Regions from separate parts of the Homo sapiens genome. Here region 1 is linked to region 2. Evidence: chromatin contacts called from ENCODE Hi-C or POLR2A ChIA-PET data. All regions are on one chromosome and are shown on one strand. Each heading gives the region's core, a stretch centred on a gene start or an enhancer-like site at or near the end of the contact. The rest is flanking DNA. Distances are from core to core; before and after follow the strand shown. Region 1 holds the start of CYP27B1 (cytochrome P450 family 27 subfamily B member 1). Region 2 holds the start of B4GALNT1 (beta-1,4-N-acetyl-galactosaminyltransferase 1).

The links. A loop is a pair of places that touch in the nucleus more often than their neighbours do. ChIA-PET counts read pairs that join two places held with the same protein, here RNA polymerase II (POLR2A). Pooled maps may share reads with other maps.
Region 1: a loop to region 2 is called in a pooled map, with 2.3 times the contacts of the local background. The contact joins the promoter of CYP27B1 here to the promoter of B4GALNT1 in region 2. A Hi-C loop is called at or near these places in 2 of 50 pooled maps. POLR2A ChIA-PET finds 5 or more read pairs at or near these places in 4 of 52 experiments (A673, K562, PC-9 and 1 more).

What each region holds. Positions count from the first base shown.
Region 1 is chr12:57,765,487-57,768,806 of GRCh38, forward strand. It overlaps CYP27B1 (cytochrome P450 family 27 subfamily B member 1), which reads right to left and starts at 1,592. Exons shown (of 9, transcript NM_000785.4): 1 at 1,361-1,592; 2 at 521-711; 3 at 1-13. The coding sequence starts at 1,555. It overlaps METTL1 (methyltransferase 1, tRNA methylguanosine), which reads right to left. Exons shown (of 6, transcript NM_005371.6): 6 at 2,985-3,320.
Region 2 is chr12:57,631,865-57,634,761 of GRCh38, forward strand. It overlaps B4GALNT1 (beta-1,4-N-acetyl-galactosaminyltransferase 1), which reads right to left and starts at 1,337. Exons shown (of 11, transcript NM_001478.5): 1 at 908-1,337; 2 at 51-269. The coding sequence starts at 268. RefSeq lists an enhancer at 567-1,528 and a silencer at 1,071-1,370.

The sequences.
Region 1 (3,320 bases), core at 342-2,841, 130 kb after region 2:
TTCTTCGCCTTCCCTGCAGGGTTGAGGAGAGAGTGCGCATCGGGAAGGTGGGGACGGCTCGACGGGACTGGCTGCAGTGAAGGAGCGCGTTCGGCTGCGGTGGCCAGGAGAGGGATTGCGTCTGCCCCCTTGGGGTACGGAAACCTGCACCGGCCTGCGCCTGTCTTCCAGCCCCCTTCCTCTTTACTCATTTCCTGCCCTCAGGGGCCGGGGTTCCCGGGTAACTTGAGTCACAGAACCTTACATTCATTCCATCCAGATCCTTGTACCCTAGCCCAATTCCTCCGGTTCCCCCAGTTCCCAGGATTCGGGCCTCAAAGGATAAGGAGGTAGGCGGGGAGTGAGGTTGGGGCTCAACCTGAGTGTGGGTGAAGCAGACTGGGATGGGAACCCCAAGATGCCCAATGGTAGAGTGGGACAGCCGACCTCCCACCATGCCCCCAGATTGATAGTTTCGGGACCCGCAGCAGGAGAGGGCCGCTGCAGGGCGTCTGGGCTTCTGGGGGCAGAGAAGACTCACGCAGTGAGCAGTCCGCAAGCCCGCTGGCGGCAGCGGCGGTGCTCCGTCCAGGGCGAGAAGCTGCAGCGCTCGGGCCGGGGTCCCTCCTGTCGCAGCAGCTCCTCGACGAGTGCAGGGGCAGCCACGTACACGGTGCGCACTGTCCCAAAGCTGGCTAGCCACACCGGCCCGAAGTGCGCGGCGCCCTGCACCTGGGGGAGCGGACACAGCGGACACTTGGATACCTGGGCGGGGACTTTCAGCTTGACCTGTGCCCACGCCAAGGGCGTTGACTGGGCTTGGGAATAGGGAGCTTCTGCTCTTTCTCGGGTGCCCAACTAGTGTATGCCTTTGATACTGCAAACTCCTCCTCTCTCATTTCCCATCCCTAGAAAGTTTGAGTGTGATGGGCAAAACCGGAACTTTGTGCAAGGCAGACATTCAGGACCTCTCTGATCATCTCGGTCGAGGAGAAATCTCTAAAAGTTCCATGTCTGGACTGTCCATCTCAGGACGAGTCCTCAGTGAATGAAAAGGAACCCATGTAGCTTTAAGCCGCAAGCAGGCGGAGGGTACTGCCCACTCCGGCCTCCCCCTCCCGCGCACTTGTACTTTATCTGCAGGATCTCCACACCTCAGGACAGCGAGAAGGCGCTTTCGCAGCGCCCTCTGCTAAGAGTCGGGACGGGCTCTGCCCGAGTGTAGCCACACCGCCCCCAGCCTCAACTCGCCTTTTCCTTATTTCATGGGCATCCGTTCTCTCTGGCTGTCCCACATTTGCTCTGCACTAGTCAGTCCTTTCTGACGCTGTCAAAACCAGTTTCCCCAGCACTCTGTCTCGGGAAAGGCGTCCCTTCCTACCTGCAGCTCGTGTAGCCTCGACAGCCCCCCCTTGCAGAAAAGTTCGGCCAGAAAGCTGGGCGTAGAGGGGCCTGGGATGTCTGCCAAGCTCCGGCGTGCTGAGTGGTACTCTCGGTAGCCTAGGGAGGCGCCCAACTCGGGCGCCCAGCGGACGCGATGGAACACTCTGGAGGCGTACTTGAGGGTCTGGGTCATGGTCTGGTTCAGGGTGCTCGCGAAAGAAAGCGCTTCTCCTGAGCATCATATCTCAACCCCTATTTAACCTTTGGGTGAGGTGATGACGCCCCCTCTCCAAGCTCCTCAGCCAATCCCTCCTCCTGAGTGGTCTGTGCTGGGGATTAGCACCCAGGAACAGTAGGCGGGGCTGGGGCTGACTTCACAACTCCCTTGGGTCTCATGTTGCAATGACCCTCATGGGAGGGAGGGCCTAAGATTTTCCTCCTGGGAGAGTGCCTTTGTCTAGGAGCCTCAAAGTCTCATCCTAGGAAAGGCTATAAGGCTTTTTAGTAGGGACTAGGTGACCAAGCTACACTAGTCAGTCTCTGATATTCCCACTTCTACCAGTGAGCCCAGCCCCTTTAGGCCCATCCTCAGGAATTCCCCATCTTTCAGCTCCTCCAGGAAGGGAAGCAGGGGAGGCACAGCTGTAACTGTCCCCACATTCTTGGCTTAGTGGGTTGTATCTTCTCTGCATTATTTTCCTGCACTAGCCACACCTCCCCCTCCTCCTGTACCTAACATATACTGGGCAGATGGCAGGTGGGTTAATGGGCTAAAATGGCTCCTAGAACCTCCATCTTTCTTTCTTGAGGATAAGGGGGTCTCTTGGGTATACAAGCCCCCTCCTTCCAGACATGGGAATTTGGGGCTTGAGAAGCAGAAATGAAACTTTTTGTACATTAGTTAAGTTCAGAGATTGTCTGTGGGGTGTTAGAGGAGCTAAATGGATGTGGATGTTCTAATTCCCCAGCTGACTCGGTCTCCTCTGGGGGGCTTTCTGGTTAGCAGCTCCTTTCTACTTTTAGCCTCAGAATCCTGTGGTGGCTCATGCCTATAATCCCAGCACTTTGGGAGGCTGAGGCAGGAGGATGGCATGAGGCCAGGAGGTTGAGACAAGCTTGAGCAACATAGCAAGACTGTCTCTACAGAAGAAGTTTAAAAATTAGGCTGGGCACGGCAGCTCATGACTGTAATCCCAACACTTTGGGAGGCTAAGGTGGGCAGACTGCTTGAGCTCAGGAGTCTGAGACCAGCCTGGGCAACATAGTGGAACTGTCTCTACAAAAAATACAAAAATTAGCCAGGCATGGTGGCGTATGCCTGTAGTGCCTTGAGAGGCTGAGGTGGATTACATGAGCCCGGGAGGTCAAGGCTGCAGTGAGTTATGATTGTACCACTGCACTCCAGCCTAGGCAACAGAGAGAGGGCCTGTCTCTAAAAAAAATTAAAATAAAAGAATCTCCCACAGTTTACCTCTCTGCTCCTTACTCCCTCATTCCCCACTGCAACTCTATCAGGCTCTGTGCCAGTCAGCTAGCTCTGAAGTTCTGGAATTGAAGGTCAATGTGAAAAAGGAGAGGGTCTCCACCCCCACACCTTCCCAAGGACTCTCCAGAGACAACACTTAGGGAACACAGATTCCCCAGGTCAAGTCTTACGCAGGGAGAGGACAGGAGGATGGTAGAAGGCATATGATACATACTCCACCCTTTCCTGAGAAATGGCAGAATAGGCATGTGTACACATATACATGTTATCCCAGGATCCACAAAGCAAACAGAAGTGGTAATTGAGCCTAGCAAGCAGTTTAGATGGACTACATTCCTCATTCCAGCTGAGGAGAGATCTCACAAGGAGAAAGGAGTGCTAAGGAAGAGCAAGACCCCACAGCCTTCCAAAGATCCCCTATGGTCCAAAGTCCTTTGACCATCTCAGTCAGCTGCTTTGTTTTCTGTTGGCA
Region 2 (2,897 bases), core at 87-2,586:
CAGACCACCCCCAGCGAGCGCTGCGCTGCGCCGCCGCGGTCGGCACTCACCCCACTACTTGCTCCTTGATCCTGACCGGGATGTGTGCGTAGCGGGGCTCAGGAGCAAGATCTGGCAGCTCGGGCCTGCGGGGGCTTTGCGGGGGCGCCCACGGCGCAAGAGGTAGCCGGAGGCCGGGCGCGTCCCGGGTGCTCGCGTACAGGAGCCCCAGCGAGGCGCAGGCGAGCAGAAGGACCAGAGCGCACAGGGCCCGGCGGCCCAGCCACATCCTAGGTGGGGGTAGGGTGGGGAGTGAGAAAGGGAGGGAAGAAGGGAGGGCAAGGGATGGGGCCCTTGGCCCCCGCGTCCTCAGAGGCTCCTGCCGGCTCCCAAGAGCGCTCTCCACTCCACACATCGCGCTAGGGTTTGCACTGCCAGCCGCGGTTTTCCCGGTACCCCTCCCCTCACTTCCCAGGCCCCAGGGTCTCCCGGCCTCCTTTCTTCTCGCCCTCTCCTGCATCTCGGTTTCCTCACACACCCGAGGCCTGGCATCTTAATGCTGAAGACATTTGGATGCCGCGGTTTCGACGCGGCCGTGCGTAAGCGGAAAAGCCCCGCTCTATCAGGGCAGTGGCAGTCCCCAAGCCCGCCGCCCGCCCTGGCCGGCGCGCCCCCGACTCCTCAGTCTGAGCATCACCTGGGCCGGGGTGGGCTGCGGAGGGCGGCTCCACACCTAGCCTGTCAGGAAAAAATGCAGAATCATGCCCGTGCTGGCGGGCGCCCCCGGCGGAGGTGACCCGATGAGTGGCCTCGGCAAGCGGCGCGGGGGACAGAGTGGACCGGGAAGCGCGCCTCCTCCCGCCTCCTCCCGCCTCCTCCTCCTCCCCTCACCAACCAATCCCACCCCCACCCACCCCCGGGCACTGACCTGTCTAACGCTCTAAGGCAGCGGCAAAATTTCGGTCCGGGCTGTGCCGGGCTCTCGCCCCGGCCTGAGGGTCCTCATGGGGCTGGGGGCTGCCCGATGGGGGAGCTGGGCATGAGCCTGAGGGTGTGGGGGACCCTCCTGCCTCTGGAGCGCGCCCGATCCCTCCCGTCTTGGAACTCCCGGGGCTTTTGTGGAGCGCGGCGCGGTGGTGGTTCTGGGCGTTTCCTGCCCGGGGGCGGTTGGCGGGGCGCGAGGACCAAGTTAAGAGTCTGTTGCACCCCAGCCCCGGGGCAAAGCCGGGGATCCCTGGCTCCGCGTCCCACTGGCAGCGCGGGGAGGGCTCTGGCCGCCGCCCGGCTCTTCGCACCGCAGCGCAGCGCGGCTCAGCTCCCGGCTCGTTGCGGCTGCTTCGGCTCCGCGCGGGGAATGCGAGCGCCCCGGCGCCTTCTAGTGGGCGCGGAGGAAACTGCGGGGGCGCGGAGCAAACGCGGGAAGGTCCTCGCTCACAGCCCCCAGTCCTTAGCCTCCAAACACTGGCATCTCAACCGCCTGCTCCCACGACATCCATTCCATTGCCTGCTCGTTCTGAGCTTGTAGGCAAGGATGGGCAAATAAGGGCTTTGGGAGGAGGTAGGGCGGGGGCGCGCTAAAACTCAAGTCAAGTTTGAATGTTAGGATGAAGATAAAGGAAACAACCCCTGGAAAATAAACGCTCTGCCTGGCTAACAAAGACTGAGGCACAGCCTCCCTCTCCCCCTCCTCCCCGCCCTGCCCCCCATTATTTAACAGACACTCAAGAGATACACACTGGGTAATTGAAGGCCCTATTTCCCCGAACTGCCGCTTGGTGCAACCTTGCAGGAGGAAGGGAACCCCAGAGAGGCCAGATTGGCGGTAGTTCTGCTTGCAAGCCTTAGGTCATAGCCTGATACCTCACATTGCCGAGAATCGGAGTTCTGTGGCTCCGTGGTTCTAATAAAAGATGCATCAAGATTCAATAGGAAAAAAAGATATAACAAGAAATATAGAACATAACGAAAATATGTGTGTGTGTGTGTGTGTGGTGGATTATTGAATGAATGAATTTTATACAAACAAATGACTAATCAGCTGGGGTGAAAGTGGAATCTCTACACTTCTTACACCAAAATTCCAAATGTATTAAATATTTTAATATTAAAGGTGAAATCATAAAAGTAGTGAAAGAAATCATGAAACCCGGCGCAGTGGCTCATGCTTGTAATCTCAGCACTTTGGGAGGCTGCGATAGGAGACCAGGAGTTCGAGACCAGCCTGGGCAACATGGTGAGACCCCCCCCCCCCCCCGTCTCTACAAAAAATTTAAAAATTAGCCCAGCAAGATGGCTCACACCTGTAGTCCAACTACTTAGGAGGCTGAAGTGGGAAGATTGCTTGAGCTCGGGAAGTTGAAGCTGCAGTGAGCTGAGATGGTGCCATGGCACTGTAGCCTGGGTGACAGAGCGAGACTCTGTCTCAAAAGAAGAAATCATGGAATTTTTGTTTTGTTTATGATCTTGGAGTAGGGAAGAGATCTCTAAGCCAGATGTAAAGGGAAATATTAATAAATCTGACTATATGAAAAACTTGAGTGAAGAAATTAACATACACTAAATTTGAGAGAGAAATGACAAACTGTGAAAAAATATTTGTAACATATAAGACAGGTATACTTTATCTGGTTGGTGCCCCCAGCGGAGATGACCAGGAATGAATTATGAACCATTGAAAACATAGGAATCCATGACTCCACACTGATAATACATAGATAATTAATTAATTAATTAATTAAATGAATGAAGGAGAAGGGAGAATGCCAATTAATAAATGTGGAGGGAGCTGATGGAGTTGGAAAATAACTATTTTTTAAAATTTTATTTTATTATTATTATACTTTAAGTTTTAGGGTACATGGGCACAATGTGCAGGTTAGTTACATATGAATACATGTGCCATGCTGGTGTGCTGCACC